2 separate regions of the Mus musculus genome follow, and region 1 is linked to region 2. Evidence: chromatin loops called from intact Hi-C (ENCODE). Cell type or tissue: heart. All regions are shown on one strand. Links, peaks and the distances in the headings refer to the core of each region. The heading gives the core; the rest is flanking DNA. Region 1 overlaps Gm40096 (a long non-coding RNA gene). Region 2 overlaps Prpf3 (pre-mRNA processing factor 3).

Region 1 (10,519 bases), core at 1,423-9,422, 330 kb before region 2:
CAGACACTATTGCAGATGCCAACAAGATTTTGCTGACAGGACCCTGATATAGATGCCACCTGTGAGGCTCTGCCAGTGCCTGGCAAATACAAAAGCGGATGCTCACAGCCATCCATTGGGCTGAGCACAGGGTCCTCAATGAAGGACCTAGATAGAGAGAGTACTCAAGGAGCTGAAGGGGTTTGCAGCCCCACAGGAGGAACATCAATATGAACTAACCAGTACCCCAGAGCTCCCTGGGACTAAACCACCAATCAAAGAAAATATATGGTGGTACTCATGTCTCTAGCTGCATATTTAGCAGAGCATGGCCTAGTCGGCTATCAATGGGAGGAGAGGCCCTTGGTCTTGTGAAGGTTCTATGCCCCAGTATAAGGGAATGCCAGGGCCAGGATTGGGAGTAGGTGGGTTGGGGAGTAGGGGGAGGGGCAAAGGGGATAGGGGATTTTCAGAGAGGAAAGTAGGAAAGGGGATAGCATTTGAAATGTAAATAAAGAAGATATCTAATTAAAAAAAAAAAAAGAGTAAGAGACCTAGTAAATCTGGTCAGCTTCAGGAACTTCCTGAAACTGTTAACTTGTTCACTTTCTGATCCAGCAGGATGGAATTTTTTATTTCCCTAAGAACATCCTGAGTCTTTTAAATGAGCTCCCCTCCAAAAGTGGAAGGTTTTAATCTCGGAGAAAACTGCTACATAAGCCAACATTTCATTGGTCTCTACATTTGCTCTGCTGTTCCTTAAAGAGGGGGAGGGTCCTTCATAGAAGGACAGCTCCAAAATCTTCCCTAGGTTTAGGTTTAGGTTTAGCAGACAGAAAAGATACAAAATTGCATCCCAGTTGAAGCAATTAGTGTCCCCGGAGTGTATTCTGCTGCTGAGTTGTATCCACAAGAGACATTTTTTTTTTTAACCTGAATGTGCTTATTGACTGTTAAAGACAAGCTGATTCCCTATTGGACAAAATTACAGAATTATTTTACCTTGTTCTAGAATCTACTTCTGCCTAAAGAATATCCTTTAGATTTTCTGTTTTTAAATTTTAAATTTAAAATTGTATATGAATGTCTCAGATATCAAACTCAGGTCTTTTGTCTTGGTAACAGGTTATGCTAAGGTGTCTTGCAGGCTTTTTGCTAGTTTCTTGATAAGTGTTTTTATGGGAAGTTTGCCTTTTATTACATTTTGCATATTAAAATGTGGTTATTTCTAACATGTCTTATAATTTTCTCATATATGTATATTTGAAATGGGTGTATTTACATATTTGAAAAATACTGATTTCTGTCTCATAGTAAGCTACCTTGTTTTTATTTCTTTATGAATTTTTCAATTGATTCTTGTTACAGGATATTGGAACCTGTTCCTAGTTAGGGTGTGACCTAGTACTTAGCACACACCTTTAATCCCTCTGGCTACAATACAGGCATGCTGTTAGTACTCACCTTTAATCCCAAACAAGTAACGTTAGTTTGTAAAAGGAAACACCCATCTTTGAAAGTGATGTCTAACTGAGTGGCAGAAAACGTGACAGAATAGGATATGCCCAACTCTCAGGAGAAGAGAGAGGAAAGGGACAGCGCAGGAGGAAGAGGAGAGTGCAGCGCAGGGATACAGCAGAGTCCGGGGAGAGCAGTGCAGTGGAGTTGAGAGGGAGAGTGGAGCAGCAGAGAGGGAGGAGGAGGAGGTGTTACCAGGAGAGCTTTACAGAGACAGATTGAAGAGAGAACAAGCTGGACACAGGTGAAGACAGAATGAGCCAGAGAATGAGAAGGAGCCAGAAGACTAGAAAAGATTGCTGGAGTTAGTTAGAAGCCAAGCGGAGCAATTCAGAGGCTAAAAGAAAATCCGACTTGAATCAAGTCAGCTTGAAAAGGAGTTTGATCCAGAACAGCAGAGTTGAGTCAGCCAGCCAGAGCTCAGAAAGAACTAGGAAGGGGTGAGCTGGCTCAGCAGTAAGTCGCCGAGGCTAAAACATTCTGGGCCTAGGTTAGAGTGTACGGAGGCTAAACACTTCTGGGACTAGGCCTAGGTTAGCCGACAGAGGCGGTAAGCCTGAGACCACAATTAATATCTAGCAAAGAAAAGACACTTTTACAGATTCTCTTTAATTTTTTTAGTATGCAAATGTATTTACCCAGAGGTAAATCTCATCTTTCTTATTTTTCTAATTTGCCTTTAGTTTCTCTCTTGTGTATTTGCATTCCTCCAAAATGATGGTAAGTAATGGGGGTAATAAAGTTTGACCCAGAAACAACTATATTTGTAGGAGCAGTGAGTTGTACTGAGAAGCTGCTCAGGAGCTGGTGAGGTGGCTCGGGGTAAACACTGTTGCCACCGTGCGGGATGACTCTAACTCCGTCCTCCAGACCCTTGTGACAGATAGGAGAACTGATTCCTGCAAGGTGTCTGATCCACAAACAGACACGATGAATAAGTAACTAAAAAAAAAAATTAGAAGTACATATTTATTTAGCTCCCATTAAACAAATGTTTACTTTCCATATTCTAGGTTATAAATAATGTTCCAATTCCTAGTTGATATTCTGACACAAAGTTTAAAATAGTTTGTCAGTCTTTTCAGTGGTTTGTGGGGTTGGGACTGCACACGTTGGGATGTCCAGTCATTGTGTATGTGGGAGGTCAAAGGTCAACCTTGGGCCTTGTTCTTCAGATGCTGCCCATCTTTTCACAAGGTCACTCACTGGCCAGGGACTCTCCGCGTAGGCTAGGCTGGCCGGCCAGAGGGCACTAGGGAATTTCCCATTCTGCTTCCTTAGCAGTGGGATAACAGTCACCATCCAAGGCCCTACCTTTAAAAAACAAACAAGGAGTGGAGAGAGGCTCAGTGGTTAAGAGCACTGACTGCTCTTCCAAAGGTCCTGAGTTCGAATCCCAGCAACCACGTGGTGGCTCACAGCCATCTGTAATGGGATCTGATGCCCTCTTCTGGTGTGTCTGAAGACAGCTACAATGTACTTATATATAATAAATAAATAAATCTTTATAAAACAAACAAACAAACAACCTGTTAAGTTTTTTTATGCATGTATATGTGTGTTCTACCTGCATGCATGGTACACAGGGAGGTGAGAAGAAGGCATTGGATCCTCTGGAACTGGAGTTGCAGACAGTTGTGCGCTGTCACATGGGTGCTGGGACCTGAACCCATGTTCTTTGCAAGAGCAGCCACTGAGCCATCTCTCCAGCCTTGCTCCTGGCTTAAAAGTTTTGTGTTTTTGTGATTATGTGTATTTGTGTGAGTGCACGTTTGCAGAGTTCAGAAGATGCTGGATTCCCAGAGCTGGGGCTGCAGGCAGCTGGGAGCTTCCTGATATGGGGGTTGGGGACTAAACTTAGGGTCCCCTGCAAACAGCAAGTGTCTCAACCACTGAGCTGTCTCTCTAGGCCCTCCAACTGCTTGTTGGTCTCGTTTATTACATAGTCCCTTTCTGAATTTTTCTCCAGTTGCTTAAAGCACCTTTTCACTGTTGGTTACTTCAAGTCAGTATCCAAGCTGCAGTTCAACTTTAAATATTAAGTTGATTGTAGGGTTGGCAAGATGGCTCAGCAATGAACGCACTTGCTGTCAAGCCGTCCCAGGACCTACACGGGAGAAGTAATGCAGCCATCCCTCCAAGTTGCCCTCTGACCTCCACACACACACAGTGGTATGTGCACACTTTACACATACACTCAATGAACAAATGTAATTTCTGAAGAGTCTGCTCTGTTCTTTAACAGTCACCTACTCCCACCCTCCCTATACACACACTTTCCCCTCTCGCTGTGGCGGGAGCACAAAGGACCTTGTGCTCACAGATAAGCCCTGGGGAAACCAGGAGTGTTAAGCAGGTTTGTCTCTCTCCAACAGGAGACATGTGTAACCTGTCTTTCTACCCAGAAGGCTGGAGTGGTGGTGGTCAACAACCTGGTGATTTGTGTGTTCTGAAGAGCCAGGCCACACCAAGCTACCACAGCCAGGACCTGAGATACTTAGTAGTCCAGGTGACCTTTGTGTTATCTGTATGGCCAGATCCCCACAGCCAGGCCCAGAGGTGGGATCCTCCCCTAGTCCCGTAAGATAACACATGTGGCCTCTCTCTAGAACCCATCTTCATAAAGCTTTTTTCTAAATTGTACTGTATACTTGCTATAAACCCTCTGGGTCTGACTCTAGAAGTCTGAACCAACATTGGCTGACTAAGTGAGGTTGAGACAGATTTTCTTCTTGCCTCCTGTGGGTTGTTACTTTGCAGGCCCTGGCTTCTGCAGTCACCTCCACATTCATTGATTTAATGGCTTGATGATTTGATTAATTGCTTCATCTTTGTGTCCAGGGTCCCAGTGCTTATTACTGTAATCTGAACTGGTTCTCATGATCTTCACAGACACAATGAGAGAGAAATGAAGGCATACGAATGATAATAGCATGCTCTACATTTAATTACACAGGCTTTGTTGAAACCAGAAGATCTGTGAGACTTCAGTATTGTTTATTTTTTGCCTGTAGTTTCCAACTCCTCTGCCACTGGAAAGCTTTTCTGAATCATTAAGCGGCTTTCTACTTACACTGTGCTTGTCAGGACTGCGGTAATCCAGTCTGTCACTTTGGTACTTACAGTCATAACGGCTTTCTTTCCTGAGGCTTTTAAATGATTTGTTTGGGTTTTATTATAGTGGGGGAGGTGCAGTGCCCTCAGAAGCCAGAAGATGGCACCAGATCTCCTGGCGCTCAAATTGCGGGCATTCCTGAGCTGGCATCCAAACTCTGATAACTTGGATAAGCTCATTCTGCTAAGCCATCTCTCCAGCTTCCTGAAGCAATTTACATGCACACACACACGCATGCGCGCGCGTACAAACACACACACACTCACACACCCATACACACAGACACACACGGAAACACACACACACACACACATACACACACACTCACACACCCATACACACAGACACACAGACACATACACACACGCACACACACACACACACACACACCCATACACACAGACACACACGGGCGCGCACACACACACACACACACACACACACTGTTTTTTAAAGAAATGTTTCTCTGTATCTCCCTGGCCATGCTGGAACTCACTCGGTAGTCCAATCTGGCCTTGAACTCAAGAGATCTGCCGCCTCTGCCTCCTGAGTGCCGGGACTAAAGGAATGTACCACACATGCCCAGTCTGATTTTGTTTGTTTGTTTGTTTGAATTTTGTATAGGTTTTAGCTCTAACTCAGACTAACCTAGAACTCACTGTATAACCCAGGCCAGCATGTAATTTGTGTCTCAGCCTCCCCAGGGTTGGCATGCACCACAATGTCTGGCCTATGGATGTAGAGAATAAAGGTACTTGGTTTTGTGTTTTGTTTTCTTTGTGGATAAAAGGTCTTATGTATAGAAAATTCCAGGAAGTGCATTGAAAAACAATCAGAACTAATGTAATGCGCTTGACATAGCTACAGGACACAAATAAAGATACAAAAGTCAGGGTATTTCTTTTTTAATTAACCAACTGAAAATGAAATTAAGAAAACAACTGTATTTAAAGTAACATCCAAAATAATAAAGAAAAAGCAAAAAGAACACAAAAGTTACATTCTCCAAACTACAAATTCTGTTTTGCAAGGCTCAGAAAGGCTGGGTGGGGTAGATCACACTTGCAATGCCAGCACACAGGAGGCAGAGGCAGGGGGATCAGTGTAAGACAGAGGCCTGGACTATAATAGATGGAGATCTGGGATAGCCAGGGCTCACAGCAAAACTGTCTATACACGTAAAATTAAAAATAAATACAGACAGCAAAGAAAACTTAAGTAAAAGCTAGGTGTGGTTCATGTGTGTAGTCCCAGCACTTGGGAGGTTGAAGCAGGGGGATTGCTGCAAGTTCAAGGCTAGCTTAGACTAAATAGTGAGCTCCAGACTAACCTGAGCTATGTAGCAAGATCCTATCTCAAAACAGTCAGAAATTCTGCTCTATTCTATTACGTGTATGAACTTTGAAAAAATTCTAGTGAAGCAAGCCAAGCAAACACATACTGTGCTCCCGCACACAGGGGGTATTTAACACAGCGAAGTCAACCAGGAGCAGAACCAACTGAGCGCTCTAGGCGTGGGGAGACAGGGAGATGACGCTGCTGTTTAACAGGAATGGAGGGAAATGGGGAAATTGCAGAGTCTGGCTGTGTGGGGGCAGGAAGCTTATTGTAACTCTACTTTCGATTCTTTTTTTTTTTTAACCCAAAACTACCCTAAAAATTATCTACTTTATAAATGGTCTAGAAATGGTGGCTATTTAGTTTTTTGAGACAGGATCTTTGATATATGTGTGACTGTAATATGTAGGTGCGTGTGTGTGTCCTTTGCATGTGACTGTAATATGTAGGTGCTTGTGTATGTCCTTTGCATGTGGCTGTAATATGTAGGTGCATGCCTGCATGCACAAGCAGAGGCCAGAGAGGCACCAAGTGCTTTCCTCTATCTTTATCCACCATATTCTTTTAACACAGTTTATCTCACTGAACCAGACGTGTGCCATTTCTGCTAGGTCAGCTGGCCAGCAAGATCTGAGGATCCACCTGTCCCCACCCTGAAATGCTAGGGTTACAAGGACATGGGGCCACACCTGGCTTGTTAGCTGGGGGCTGGAATTCAGACTCAGGGTTTCGTAGTCACAGAACAAACATTCTTAGCCCACTGTGTGTCTCCCCAGTCCCCCAGTTATCCTTCCTAAACCCTCTGTGCTAAGCATGTCTACCTCTCTTCCCTGTGTTTCTTGGAGGAAGGGTAGGGAGTAGCAATTTTATTGTGAAAATAATGCCTGTTATTAAATTCCCAGTACAATTGTGTAAATTAACAGAGACAAAAAGCAGCCATTGAGCTGGGCGTGGTGGCGCATGCCTTGGGAGGCAGAGGTAGGATCTTTTCTGAGTTCGAGGCCAGCCTGGTCTACAAAGTGAGTTCCAGGACAGCCAGAGCTATACAGAGAAACCCTGTCTCGAAAACAAACAAACAAACAAAGAAAACAACAAAAAGCAGCCATTGTACTGTCTTAAAATTCAGACTCTTTTAAATTTCTTTTATGAGAAACCAGCTTATGTTTAATCGTAATATTTTTAAATTGTACATTTATTTATTTATTTATTTATTTATTTATTTATTTACTTATTTATTTATTTATTTATTTATTTGACATCTTCCCTCCCACCCAATAGGTAGACCCTTAAAATGACAGGAAAACAGCACCAATCACAGGTTGAATAGCTTAACAAGTTCACCCCTTCCGTTCCTATATGGCACTCCCAGTATTCCTTAAAACACCAGTGGACCTGGCAGTGGCCGGCACACATTTCAACTTCAGGGCTAAGAACCAGAGGGTCATGATATTGAACAGAGCTGTGTAGCAATGGGGGAGGGGGAGCTGGGGGTAGCAACCAGAAAGTTCCAGATGTCAGGAAAGCAAGAGCCTCCCAGGACCCCGCAGGGATGACATTAGCTGAAATACCCCACAAAGGGGAGGGAGAACCTGTTGAGACCATATCCAGAGGTTAGGCAAGGCCCCCGGTTGATGGATGGGGCCACCCACCCATGTCCAAAGTTTTAACCCAGAAATGTTCCTCTTTAAAGGAAATACAGGGACAAAGAGTGGAGCAGAGACTGAAGGAAAGGCCATCCAGAGATTGCTCGACCTAGGGATCCATCCCAAATGCAGACACCAAACCCAGACACTATTGCTGCTGTCAAGAAGCACTTGCAGACAGGAACCTGATACAACTGTGTCCTGAGAGGCTCTGCCACACCCTGACCAATACAGATGCAGATGCTCACAGCCAACCATTGGACTGAGCACAGGGACCCCAATGGAGGAGTTAGGGGAAGAACTGAAGGAGCTGAGGGGATTTATCTGGCTTCAGTGGGAGGGGAGGCCCTTGGTCCTGTGAAGGCTTGATGCCCCAGTGTAGAAGAATGCTAGGGCAGTGAGGCAGGAGTGGGTGGGTCGGTGGGTGGGGGAGAACCCTCATAGAAGCAAGGTAAGGGGGGGGGGATTGGGATAGGGGGTTTGCAGAGGGGAAACCAAGAAAGGGGATAACATTTGAAATGTAAATAAATAAAATATCCAATAAGGAGGAGGAGGAAGAGGAGGAGGAGGAAGTTGAAGTTCAGATCCTCTGAGCTTTGTGTAATGCAGTGTGGCTCTCACCCAGAACTGGTCCCACTCCATAGCTGGGGAACTTTAAATGCACCAGTGGAAAAAAAAGCTGTTTTCCCACCAAGGGAAAGAAAGAAAATGAGAGTCGTCTAAAATTAAGTAAAGTTTCTCAGGAAAAACTTGAAGCAACTGTTTCTAGGCCACGAAGCAGAGAGGTGATGATTTCAGAAGTTAGCGAGGACTGAGCGGTGGCCCTGCAGCGAGGCTTCCTCTTTCTGCTTTCATTTCCCTCCGAGGGGTTCTGGGAACTTCTCATCATCATCATCAAGGCACTGCGTTCTAGTGTCCTGCCTTGCAATGCTTCTAGATCACTTTAGTTAAAGCAACATGGAGCAAGCCAGTGCGCGCCATTTCCAGGGAAGCTACTGTACAAAATCCAGTTTGTGGTGTGGAATGTTCCGGAAGGATCCTTTTCCTTTCTTCTCTGCCCAACTTCCTCCCCACCCTCTTGCCTCCAATTACTACGTACTGGGAGCTTTGTACGGCCAGAGCCACTTCAGATCTTGTATGTGTTTTTTTAAAGTTGGTTGGGAGAATTAAAGGACCGTACATGGCACAGTGTGGAATAAAGTCCTAACCTTGTGCTACCGTCTGTCGGGTTCACAACATCACTGATGGGGAAAGGGGAGAGAGGTCGTCAAGGAAGGGGCTTCCTGCGAGTTCTACACGTGGATCTTCTGGAGAGACATTAAGGAATGGAGAAAGCCAGTCTTGACAGGAAGAGACAAGAATGACAGCAAGGAAGCCGGGCCGTGGTGGCGCATACCTGTAATCCCAGCACTTAGGAGGCAGAGGCAGGCGGATTTCTGAGTTCGAGGCCAACCTGGTCTACAGAGTGAGTTCCAGGACAGCCAGGACTGCACAGAGAAACCCTGTCTTGAAAAACAAAAAAACAAAAACAAAACAAAACAGAAAAAGAATGACAGCAAGGTGCAAGGCCCCCAAACAACACGACTACAACAAAGATGGGATTTACAGGGAAGTCTGTTCTGCATTGAGGAAAGTGCTCAAGAATGAGTCGGGCTGTGGGGAATGACCCTGGGTGTGGGGAACGAGCCTTAAACCAGGAAGGATGCCTGCTACACAAAGAAGCACTTGCAGACAGGAGCCTGATACAACTGTTCCTGAGAGGCTCTGCCACACCCTGACCAATACAGATGCAGATGCTCACAGCCAACCATTGGACTGAGCACAGGGACCCCAATGGAGGAGCTGAGGGGATTTATCTGGCTTCAGTGGCAGGAGAGGCCCTTGGTCCTGTGACACCCATGTAACACACTGGGTGTAGAAGCCTGTACCTTTAGTTCTAAGGCATCAGTTCTCAACCTTCCTAATGTCATGATCCTTTAATACAGTTCTTCATGTTGCGGTGACCCCTCCCCCCACCATCAAATTATTTTTGTTGCTACTTCCTAACTGTAAGTTTGCTATTGTTATAAATCATAATGTAAATATCTGTGTTTTCCAACGGTCTTATGTGACCCCTGTGAAAGGGTCATTTGACACTCCCCCTGGGCCGCTCTAAGGGACTCAGTGTCCTCTCCTGGCCCCAACATAGGCACAGGAGCACTGTGTATCTATTTAAACCACACACAAATAAATAAAATAATTTTGATCATGAGGAAAAACATGATCAAAATGTATGAAAATTTTTTTCCCAATTTTTTTCCCTCTTCCTTCATCAGCCGGGTCTCATGTGCCCAAGCTGGTCCTCAACTCATCGTGTAGCCAAGTATGATCTTGAATCCCTGATCCTCCTGCCTCTACCTCCCAAAGAGTAAAATTATAGACACGTGTCACTAGACCCTATTTTACATTTTTTAAATCTCGGTAGACATCATCTTTTTTGCGTTTTTGTTAACTTGACACAGGCTAGAGTCATTTTGGAAGAGGAGACCTCAACTGAGATGATGCCTGCCGCAGCCTGACGCCTAGGTCTGCATCTTCATGGATGATGGATTGGGAGGACTCAGCCCACGGTGGGCAGGGCCCCCCTGGGCTGGTGGTCCTGGGTACGATAAGAAGGCAAGCTGAGCAAGCCAGTAAGCAGTGTTCCTCAATGGCCTCGATCAGCTCCTGCTTCCAGGTTCCTGCCAAGGCATCCCTCAGTCATGGACTGTGCTGTGGAACCATAAGCTGAAATACACCCTCCCCTCCCAAGTTGCTTTTGGCCATAGTATAGTGTTTTATCCCAGGAGTAGAAACCCTAGACAGTGCTCATTTCACACCGAGGAAAATGACCCATGTATGTTTGGGTGTGCAAGTGCATATAGAGGGAACCAAAGCTAAAAGCACC
Region 2 (10,519 bases), core at 1,020-9,019:
CCTGGAAGCCTTTTAAACTTGACTTGTTTTGTATGTGTGGTGTGCAGACACGCATGCATATCCACATGTATGTACCTGTGTGTATGTAGACCAGAGGCTAATTGGAGTCTTCCTTGACTGTTGTCCACTTTGTACACTGAGGCAGGATGCTTGTTCTAGGGATTGTCTGTCTCTCACATCTGTGTAGCAAGTGCTTTACCCAATGAGCCACCCCTATCTCTTGAAATTAAAACTTTTTGATGATTACATTTTCAAATTCCCACATGAGAAATGCTCAAATGCTATGAAAATGTCTAAAAGACTGAAAAAGCAGCATCTGAAAAACTTTTGTCCCAAGCATTTAAGACAAAGGATGTCCGACCGTTATTTCAAGGTCTCGATATATTCTTCTGTACTTACTGGAACTATGGCCAAGTGAATGTCACTATGGTACTATCTCAGTTCATCCTGAGGGAAAGTATTAAAATCCTTTAAGATCTATTTATCTCTCTTCTGTTTGTTTGTTTAAAACAGGTTTTATGCACCCCAAGTTGGCTTCAAACTTAGAAGTGATTTATCTACATCAACTTCCTGATACTAGGATTATAAGAGCATCATCATTATGCCCTGCCAGTAAGCATGTACCCTGTAAAGAAGGCATTCAGCTGTTCTATGGAAAAATTCTTCAAGTTCTAAGTGACTAACTGAAGGCACTCACCTACGGAAACCAGACCCACAACTACAACCTTTGCTGTCTTTATCTTAAAGTACATATGGTAATCAAGTAAGCAAAAATGTTCTCCTTTTGAGATAGATAAGAGTCTTCATTTGTATCCCATGCTTACATCGAATCACAATTCCCCACAATGCTGGGGTCACAGACCCAATCAGCTAAACCACCTATCTCTTTTAACCAAACTAACAGACTTAACTATAAAAAAAAAATCAATAAAATAAAAAAGGGGGAAAGAAGACTGAATAAAGTCAAAGATCACAAATGGGGCCAGCAACATGTGACTCACATACATACACATGGGGTGACCATTGCTAGAATTTTACTAAGAAATCCCAAGTGATTTGGGGAAGTGAAAGAATGCGCACATCTCCCATTTATCAGTGTCTCAGGCTAGAGACCTTTGCATTTCTAACAGACTCCTCACTCCACAACCCTTACCCTACCCAGACACAGGAACAAATAGGCTTATATTCCATAACAAGTAACCTAAATAATATAGTAGTGCCTATGTTGGGCACCCAAAGAGTTAGCTAGATTTTGTTGCTTTAATGCTAAGAATGCTAAAGGAAGCCAGGACATGAAAACAACCAAAACAGATGGGAGGAGGGGGACAAGGTGGGCACATCTCTAATCCCAGTACTCAGGAGGCAGAGGCAGGAGGATCTCTAAAAATTCCTGACAATCATGGTCTACATAGTGAGACCCATTCTCAAAATAAACAAATAATATACCAAAATAAATAAAAAGTTCAGCTTGTAATACCCACAAATTAATATCAATGTCTCTCAGTAGCCACTAGCCAGCTCTGCCATTTTACTTAACTAAAATTTAAAATACAAGGGGACTGCAAAGGTGGCCAGAGAACATTGGCTGCTCTTCCAGAGGACCAAGGTTCAATTCCCAGCACCCATATGGCAGCTCATAACTGTTTACAACTGCAGTTCTAGGGAATCCAACACATAGATAATACATGCAGGCAAAACACCAATGCAAATAAAAAATAAATCATTTAAAAAAAATCACGCCGGGTGTGGTGGCGCACGCCTTTAGTCCCAGCACTCGGGAGGCAGAGGCAGGCGGATTTCTGAGTTCGAGGCCAGCCTGGTCTACAAAGTGAGTTCCAGGACAGCCAGGGCTACACAGAGAAACCCTGTCTCGAAAAAACAAAAAAACAAAAACAAACAAACAAAAAAATCACCTGTGGCTATAGGTTGGAAAGCACAGACAGAAAGCTCATGCATTCTGTGGCTAATGCTGCGTGATCTAGAACCTTAGTTGGATAATCTGTACATTACCTGGAGGATTAAGCTGGGCTGGATGTTCAACAAGATTTGTGATTCCAAAATAATCTTCTCTCTTGGGATTTTCCTCTGTACTAAAATTGGAGGAAGAAGAGAAAACAAGATATGTGGGTAGAGATGATATAAAAAATAGCCTAGACAACAAACAACCAAACAGAATAGTTTAGAAACATAATGAAAAAATATCCATTTTCTATCTGTTCTACTATATTATGTACTACCTATATCATTTACTTAGGTTACACATAACTTTCCAAACAAGAAGTCTCATGAAACTTGCACATGTTGGGGCTGGTGAGATGACATGGTAGTTAAGAGCACTGGCTGTTCTTCCAGAGGATTCAGGTTCAATTTCCAGCAATCACATGGCAGCTCACAGCTGTCTCTAACTCCAGTTCTAGGAGACCCACCATCCTCATTCAGACATACATACAAACCACCAATGTTGCACATCTTTATACCAGTCATTCTCAATCTTAATCTCAGCTTCGATATCCCTGACAGGCAGCCTATTTTCTTTTTTTGATAAATTTTCATTTTATGTGCACTGGTGCTTTGCCTGCATGTATGTCTGTGTACAGGCGCCAGATCCCGCCTCACACAGATCCCCAGAACTGGAGTTAAAAACAATTGATAGCTGCCATGTGTGTGCTGGGAATTGAATTTAGGTCCTCTGGAAGAGCAGTCAGTGCTCTTAACCACTGAGCCATCTCTCCAGCTCCAAATATATTTTCTGATTAGCAACAATGAGTCACCAAGAAACAAGCTGACAAATAAATGGTTTGAAAAGTAAAAAAGGTTATGACACAGGCTGCTAAAGCCATTATCAGAATAAAGAAACAGATGCATAGTTCTCCAATAAAGCTTTTGTCATGTGTATATTGCGCATGTGTGTGCACATTTGAATGGAGGCCAAAAGAGCTGACACTGAGTGACTTGCTCAATCGTTCTCCACCTTATAGACTGGCTTGCCAGTAAACTGGAGGGATCCTCCTATCCCTGTCCTCCCTAGTACTGGGATTACAGGTCCAAACCATTATATAATTCCTGGTATGCTCACACCTGTTCCCTTTCCCTCTCCCCACCTCCTCCACACACACACACACACACACACACACAGGTTATTTTGTGTTCTGCATGCAATTATGTATGTGTACTATATATGTGCCCGGTACTTGCAAAGATCAGAGGAGGGAGTTGGATTCCCCTGGAACTGGAGTTACAGGTGGTTGGTTGTAAGCCATCATTTGGATGCTGAGTTAATTTAATTAAATGCTCTTTTTTTTTTTTTAAGATTTATTTATTTATTATATGTAAGTACACTGTAGCTGTCTTCAGACACTCCAGAAGAGGGGGTCAGATCTTGTTACAGATGGTTGTAAGCCACCATGTGGTTGCTGGGATTTGAACTCCGGACCTTCGGAAGAGCAGTTGGGTGCTCTTACCCACTGAGCCATCTCACCAGCCCCTAATTAAATGCTCTTAATTTCTGAGTTCCCATACCAGGCTTTTTAACTAGTGAAATCATATCCTAGACTAAACAGAAAGTAATAGTTTACCAACTGAGCAAACTTAGTTACACTAAGCTAATAAAAGTTTATTATTATTATTATTGGACCAATAAATTTCGAACCTTTGTCCAATAGGTAGGGATATAATTCTGTAGTAAAGCACTTACTTAAATTGCATGAGGTTCTGAGTGCTACTATAGTGTATTACTGATACTTCAAAAAAATGCCAGGAGTGACAGTACACACCTTTAATCTTAGTACCCAGGAGACAGAGACAGAGACAGGTGGATGTCTTTGAGTTTAAGGACACTCTACATAGTAAGTTTCAAGTCAGCCATGGCTACATAGTGAGACTCTATATCAAAATCTCTCCCTGCAAAACAAAAAACAAACCTACGAAAAGAAAAAGAATGAGAGCTGAAAGATGGCTCAGTGGTTAAGAGCACTGACTGCTCTTGCAGAGGTCCTGAGTTCAATTCCCAGCAACCACATGGTGGCTCACAACCATCTGTAATAGGATCCAGTGGTGCCCTCTTCTGGTGCGTCTGAAGACAGCTACAGTGTACTTATATATAAAATAAATAAATCTTATAAAAAAACAAAAACAAAAACAGAGAATCCCACTACAAACCTAAAAAAAAAAAAAAAAAGAATGAAAAGTAATCAATTACTAAATAAAGCAAGAGGACCAGAGAGATAGCTCAATGGCTAAAAACACTTCTATTCTACTAGGCTGGGAGGTGGTGTTGAACACCACTACAAAGTTTTCAGGGATATCTAGAAAAAACATGTCAAAAAAAAAAAACCCAAAACACCCAACAACAATAAAGCCATCAAAAAATAAAAAAAACAACAACAACAAAAAAGCAAAACCAATTAACTAACCAACCGACCAAAATAACCCACTTCTGCTTTTCCAGAGGCCCTGGGTTCAGTTCCTAGCACTCACACAATGACTTGTCAAAAGGTCTAACTCCAGGTCCAGGGGATCTGACCCTCTTTTCTGACCTCCTCAAGCACTAAGGAAACATGTGGTGCACATACATACACATGCAGGCTATTCAGGCAAAACATTCACACATGGGCTGGAGAGACGGCTCAGTGGTTAAGAGCACTGACTACTCTTCCAGAGGTCCTGAGTTCAAGTCCCAGCAACCACATGGTGGCTCACAACCATCTGTAATGGGACTCAATGCCCTCTTGTGGTGTGTCTGAAGACAGCTACAGTGTACTCACATACATAAAATAAATAAATCTTAAAAAAACAAAACAAACAAAAAACCCATTCACACACATACAATAGGAAAAAAAAAGCTGGCTGTAATGGCACACATCTGAAATTCCAGTATTCTTACAACTAAATGGGAACTGGAAAAAGTGAATGGGCTGGCCAAATCCTATGTGTAACACACTGGAGCCAACAAGAGTGACCCCCCACCCCCATCCCCACACACCCATCTCAATAATGCAGAAGGAAAGACTGACAAAACTGTCCACTGAGCTCTATACACGGGCATGTACACCTGCATGTGTATGAGCACACAGACAGACACACACAACTAAACAAATTTAAAGGGGGAAAAAAAACAACAATAAACATTTTTCTTTTCTTTTTTTTGCAGTTCTGGAGATCAGACCTAAGTGCCTTCCATATACTAGGCACATGTTCAACCACTGAACTAGGTCCCTAGACCTATAAATGGATCATTATAAACATGTAAAATATATAGAATACATAGTAAGAAAAAATATAAAACTTGAAAATATGGCAAGATAAAATAAGCCCTGGGTTCATTGCCAGCACTGCAAAAATAAAGAAGTAAATATGTTTTTCAGACTCACTTTGCATTATTTGTCTCTGATTTTGGTAAACTAACCCCAAAAGCTAAATATAACTCAAGACAGCTTGAAAATCTGTTGTGTAGTTATCTATTCCCTTTGCATTTAAAGTGGTATTTGAGGTGTCTGTAGCACCTTTCTCTTGGCATTTAACACTCACAGGTCAAAGCCGTTGGGTATGATGTACGAGTCCCACCACTCAATCTCAGGGATATCGCCTTCCTTTAGCTCCTTTTTGGGAGCAATGAGGGCAAGTCTAGTCGAAGTATGAATGCCTGTTTTTCTAGCAGCTTGTGAAATCTCTGCTTGCAGCTTCTCCAATTGAGCCTAAGAGCAAGATCAAACAAGATAGGAAGGTAAGTTGGAGCAAAGGAAAGTTGTCGAGTTACAAATTTAATAACAAATTTAACCCTTATTAAATTCTAATACCTAATGTAATGAATTCACAACTTCTAAAGGATTTGAAAGATAAACTGCCTTATTTTTTACGCAGTTTACTTAGTCCTCTGACTCTTGTCTCTCCTTTCACTCATACTGTAGATATACATTAGTGGGATTCTACGAAAACCTCATTCTGAGAAGACAAAAGGGACTATTTAATTAACTACATTCAATCCAACTCTCCCAAGCACGTAGATTTTCTGTAGTAAATTCTAACATCAGGTTATCATTCATCAAAAGAAGTCAGGAAACTGGCTTTGAACTGTTTTCCTCAACTGTTGGTCAATGGGGAGTGCTCTATACAAGCAGAAAGCAGTCAGGAAGAGAAACCGAGTAAACAATAAATAGTCTAAGAATATAGCACTTAAACCAATTACACTGTTTTAAATTATGTTTCTATTTCCCAAAAATATGGACCTAAAAGTGTCTTTGTGTCAGCTTCTGAGCTTCTAAATTACCTTTGTCCGTAATCGTTGAGCAATTTTCTCAAATTTGCCCTTGTCATGGAATTTAAAAGTGCGTCTTTGGCGCTGGGAAGGGGCAATTGAGACTCGGGGGTCAAAAAAGGTATTAGACTCCATGTCTTCTGATGGCTTTTCTTTTAGCTGCTGCTTGAACTGTTCCCTCTTCACAGCCCGAATGTTTGCCTTCAGGGTGGGCATGCGATGTGTGAGCTCCACCTCCTTGCCTGTCGCATCCACAGTGCGGCCTTGCTCGTCCAGGATCAATGGGGTAGGCTTAGTTTGGTCTTTTAACTCTACTTTCCTGAAAAAACAAAACATCCCTCAGAGAAATAAATCCTACATAGAACCTTGAAGCAAGGAAAACCCAACAGAAAACAAAAGGAGTCAAAATTATCAAAGACAACTGTAAATTAACCTTAGGGAAGGCAATCTTGTCAGTGCTTTATAAAATCTCCATTAAAAAAAAAAATCAGAGTAAGGGGACAGTTAGGAGTGCTGGATACTCTAGCAGAGGACCTGGGTTTGAGTTTCAGCTCCCACTTGGGGCTTGCAGCTGTCTGTAACTTGAGTTCTAGGGAATCCTATGCCTCTTTCCGACCTCTGATGACACTATTTACCCATGACCTACACAGATATACCTGCAGGAAAATATTCATACACATAAAATAAATAAATCTTGAAACAACAACAACAAAACAGTAAAAAAAAAAAACAAAAACCAAAACCAATGTAAATTAGTTCTGCTTTTTAGCTAAGAGTTAATATAAAACATCAAACCAGGCTGAAGATATATCTCAGTATTGGCTAAGGATATAACTCACTCAGTATTAGAGCATTTGTACAGAATATTCAAGTTCATGGGTTACCATAAAAAATACATCAAATTAAGTACTTAGATACAGGGCATAATCTAACGAAATTAATTCTAAAATCATACTTTTTTTTTCCTCCTGGCTATCCTGGAACTTACAGGATATAGACCAGATTATGTAGACCAAGCAGACCAGCCTCAAACTCAGAGATTCCCTGCCTCTGCCTCTGCTTCATAAGTACTGAAATTATATGTGCCACCACTACCACTTGGCCATTATCTAATCTTATTTTATTCCCAAATTCTTCTCTTTTTTTCAAAATTTATTTTCAAGTCCTCTAGAACCGGACTTACAGATGGCTGTTAGCCAACCTGTGGGTGCTGGGAACCAAACCTTGGTCCTCTGGAATAGCAGCAAGTGTTCTTAACTACTTAGCCACCTTTCCACCCCTACCCTCACCCCTGCTTCTTTTGTTGTTATTTCACGTGCACTGGTGTTTTGCCTACATGTATGTCTATGTAAGTGTGTTGAATCCTGCAGAACTGGAGTTACAAACAATTGTGAGCTACCATGTGGATACTAGGAATTGAACCTGAATCCTTTGGAAGAGCAGCCAGTAGTTTAACCATTGAACCATCTTCCAGGTCATTTCCCTCCACCCCCACCCCTTTTGTGGTGGTTCAAGAGTCTGAGAGCCCAAGGCCTCCTGCATACTAGGCAGATGTTCTACCACTGGGATGCATGGGAAGCAACTCTATCATCTGTTCCTAAGTTCTTGAATTAGTCTTGGGATGCCAGAACAATCACAAACGAGACAGGGTCTTGCTATGTAGTTCTGACTTGCTAAGAACTTGTTAGGTAGACTAGTCTAGATTCATATTTACCTCACTACTCTTGCTTCTCCCTCCTGAGTAACAGAGTTGCAGACATGTACCACCATGTGCCACCCATCTAACATATGGTCTCGACCAATACTGGTTAATGGCTGAAGCTCTTAAGTAATAAGCCAAGAAATCTGATTCTATTCTTACCTCCATTATTAAGTGAAAAGTATTATTTTAGTTCTATCAGTTATAAGCAGACAACAAACTACAATAAAGCCAAAAAATGTAACTGAATTAAAATCATTTATTAAAAATAGGAAACTTGCCAGGCGGTGGTGGCGCACGCCTTTAATCCCAGCACTTGGGAGGCAGAGACAGGTGGATTTCTGAGTTCGAGGCCAGCCTGGTCTACAAAGTGAGTTCCAGGACAGCCAAGACTATACAGAGAAACCCTGTCTCGAAAAACCAAAAAAAGAAAGGGAAACTTTTAAGAAATTATTTAATGTTCTTTGAGTTTAAAAAAGTCAGTAACGGGCTAGAGAGATGGCTCAGTAGTTAAGAGCACTGACTGCTCTTCCAGAGGTTCTGAGTTCAATTCCCAGCAACCACATGGTGGCTTACAACCATCTGTAATGGGATCCACTGCCCTCTTCTGGTGTTTCTGAAGACAGGACAGTGTACTCGTACATAAAATAAATAAAATAAATACGTCTTTTAAAAAAAAGTTAGTAATATTCAAGTAAATTACCTTTAAATAACTACCCCAGAACTTTTAGAAGTGATATGGGACTGTGTGAAAGATACTCACGGTGGAGCTATGCCCATGGCATGGAGATTAGCTAGGCCCACCATGTTGGCATTGCCAATAAGCCCTGGCTTCAACGCCAGCTGGGCCTGGATTCGGGCTTGCAGCTCGGCAGCTTTCCTCGCCTTCTCAATGGCATCGTTCATAAAGGTAGCGGCCTGGGAGGGCTGAATAGTGTTGCCGATGGGAAGTCGCTCTGGTTGGGAAGAAGAAGGTGTCTTTGGCTATAAGACAAGAGATTAAAAGAAATCAGAGAGTGTGTGATAGGCATACAGATACATACACAGCATGGCAGATTATGGTGGACAACTGGAGCCCTTTCCGGCCTCTCATGTGGATGAATGACAACAACCTTGTGCTAACTCTTCTTTTCCGAGCAATCAGGCACCATACCTGAGGTGCAGGGGGGCTGATGAAGCTCAGCTGTTTTTTCCGTTCCTCGATTTGTCGTGTTGCTGCTTCCATCATCTGTTTGATCTGTTCTCCAGAGGGAAAAGGTGGAAAAGATTATTTCCTCCCATAAATGTTCCTAAATTAAAAAGCATTCAGTTCTAGAGACCTAAAAGATTGTGAATGTCTCCACAATAAATATATTATCTATACCATAGACAAGAAAATTTGCTAAAGATAAGCCTATACCCTTAAGCACTAGAATTTTTCAATCTTTTCCCCCCATGTTAGGATTGATATATTAGGTAGTATATGTGACTGAGACTCAGACAATATGAGGTTAGAACTGTACCACACTTTCTGCCTGTATTTCTTTGGATAAGGCATTAATACCTTAACCTCTCATCAATCTAAAAGAGGGGAAGCAGTACATGCACACTTCCTAACATTCATTCCTACATTCAAGTGGACAGGGAGGCTGTAGAGATGGTTCACAGCTAAAGCACCAATCACTCTTGTTTAGGACCTGAGTTCAGGTCCCAGCATCCATATGGTGGCTCACAACCATCTCTAACCAGTTCTAGGGTATCTGATACTTCTAACTCCCACAGGTTCCTGCATGCACATAAAAATTCATACTATGTTTAAAAATCATGGTTATCAGCCAGGCATGGTAGCATACACCTTTAATCTCAGCACTTGGGAAGCACTAGCAGGCAGATCTGAGTCTGAGGCCAGCTAGGGTAACAGCAAGACTTTGTCTTTAAAAATGTTAATGATCATGTTATCAGCCCCTGAATTCCTACTGTAGGTATGCATGGGCAATGGTGCAAGGCCTCTTTCGATGCTTGTTATGTTCTAACGAAGAGCAGAAAGAAGCTCTAAAGATATAGTCAAGCTAAGTGCTATCATTTCATTTCATTTTCCAACATTGATGAGGCAGACAACTGGGCAAACGATGAAGTAACACACTAGGTGCTCAATAAATACAGTGTCAATAATCCTTAGCTGGGCTACTTCTGATCAAACCAAAGACTGCTAAAATATAAAGGAAAAAGTAAAACTTCCTCAAATGGTTAACACAAACTCAAATCATGATCACTGTGAGCCTGGTGCCACAACTCACAAAATCCCTTTGCTTCTTTTAACTAACCTGGAGCTTTGTTAGCATGCCAGGGCTTTCTGATGGAGGTCCAGGGATCACCTCTGGCTCCTCTTCTACCTCCTCAAAACGGGGTATCCGCCGCTTCTTTACCCCCGATGATTCCTTTGAGATCTCAGAGTCATCACCAAACACCTCCTAAAGGAACCCAAGATGAAAGAAGAATTGCACCCCTCCCTAGGGGAAAGGAACAACCATCCCAACCCTACCAGCATCCTGTGGTTTCCCAGGGGATATGACAACCTTTCAAATAAC

Evidence for each region. Hi-C counts contacts between places; a loop is a spot of excess contacts. Peaks named below come from ENCODE experiments on the same cell type or tissue, not always from the same donor. Only the 100,000 strongest peaks of a DNase experiment are listed, where the experiment ranks them.
Region 1: it touches region 2 in a loop (2.4-fold over the local background); 5 of 42 quality-filtered maps call a loop at or near these places.

The regions. Positions count from the first base shown.
Region 1 is chr3:95,512,935-95,523,453 of GRCm38, forward strand. It overlaps Gm40096 (a long non-coding RNA gene), which reads right to left. Exons shown (of 3, transcript XR_867467.1): 3 at 10,277-10,313. Among named protein-coding and RNA genes, the nearest start is that of Gm40096, 6.3 kb to the right of the region's middle. In heart, for the core only: a CTCF peak has its summit at 4,688 (motif pointing right); DNase peaks (open chromatin) are centred at 6,137 and 8,507; H3K27ac peaks cover 5,639 bases.
Region 2 is chr3:95,838,660-95,849,178 of GRCm38, forward strand. Prpf3 (pre-mRNA processing factor 3) reads right to left here. Exons shown (of 16, transcript NM_001316751.2): 4 at 10,256-10,402; 5 at 9,106-9,189; 6 at 8,716-8,936; 7 at 6,266-6,572; 8 at 5,527-5,693; 9 at 2,011-2,090. Among named protein-coding and RNA genes, the nearest start is that of Prpf3, 12 kb to the right of the region's middle. In heart, for the core only: a CTCF peak has its summit at 4,062 (motif pointing left); no DNase peak of the experiment used is centred there.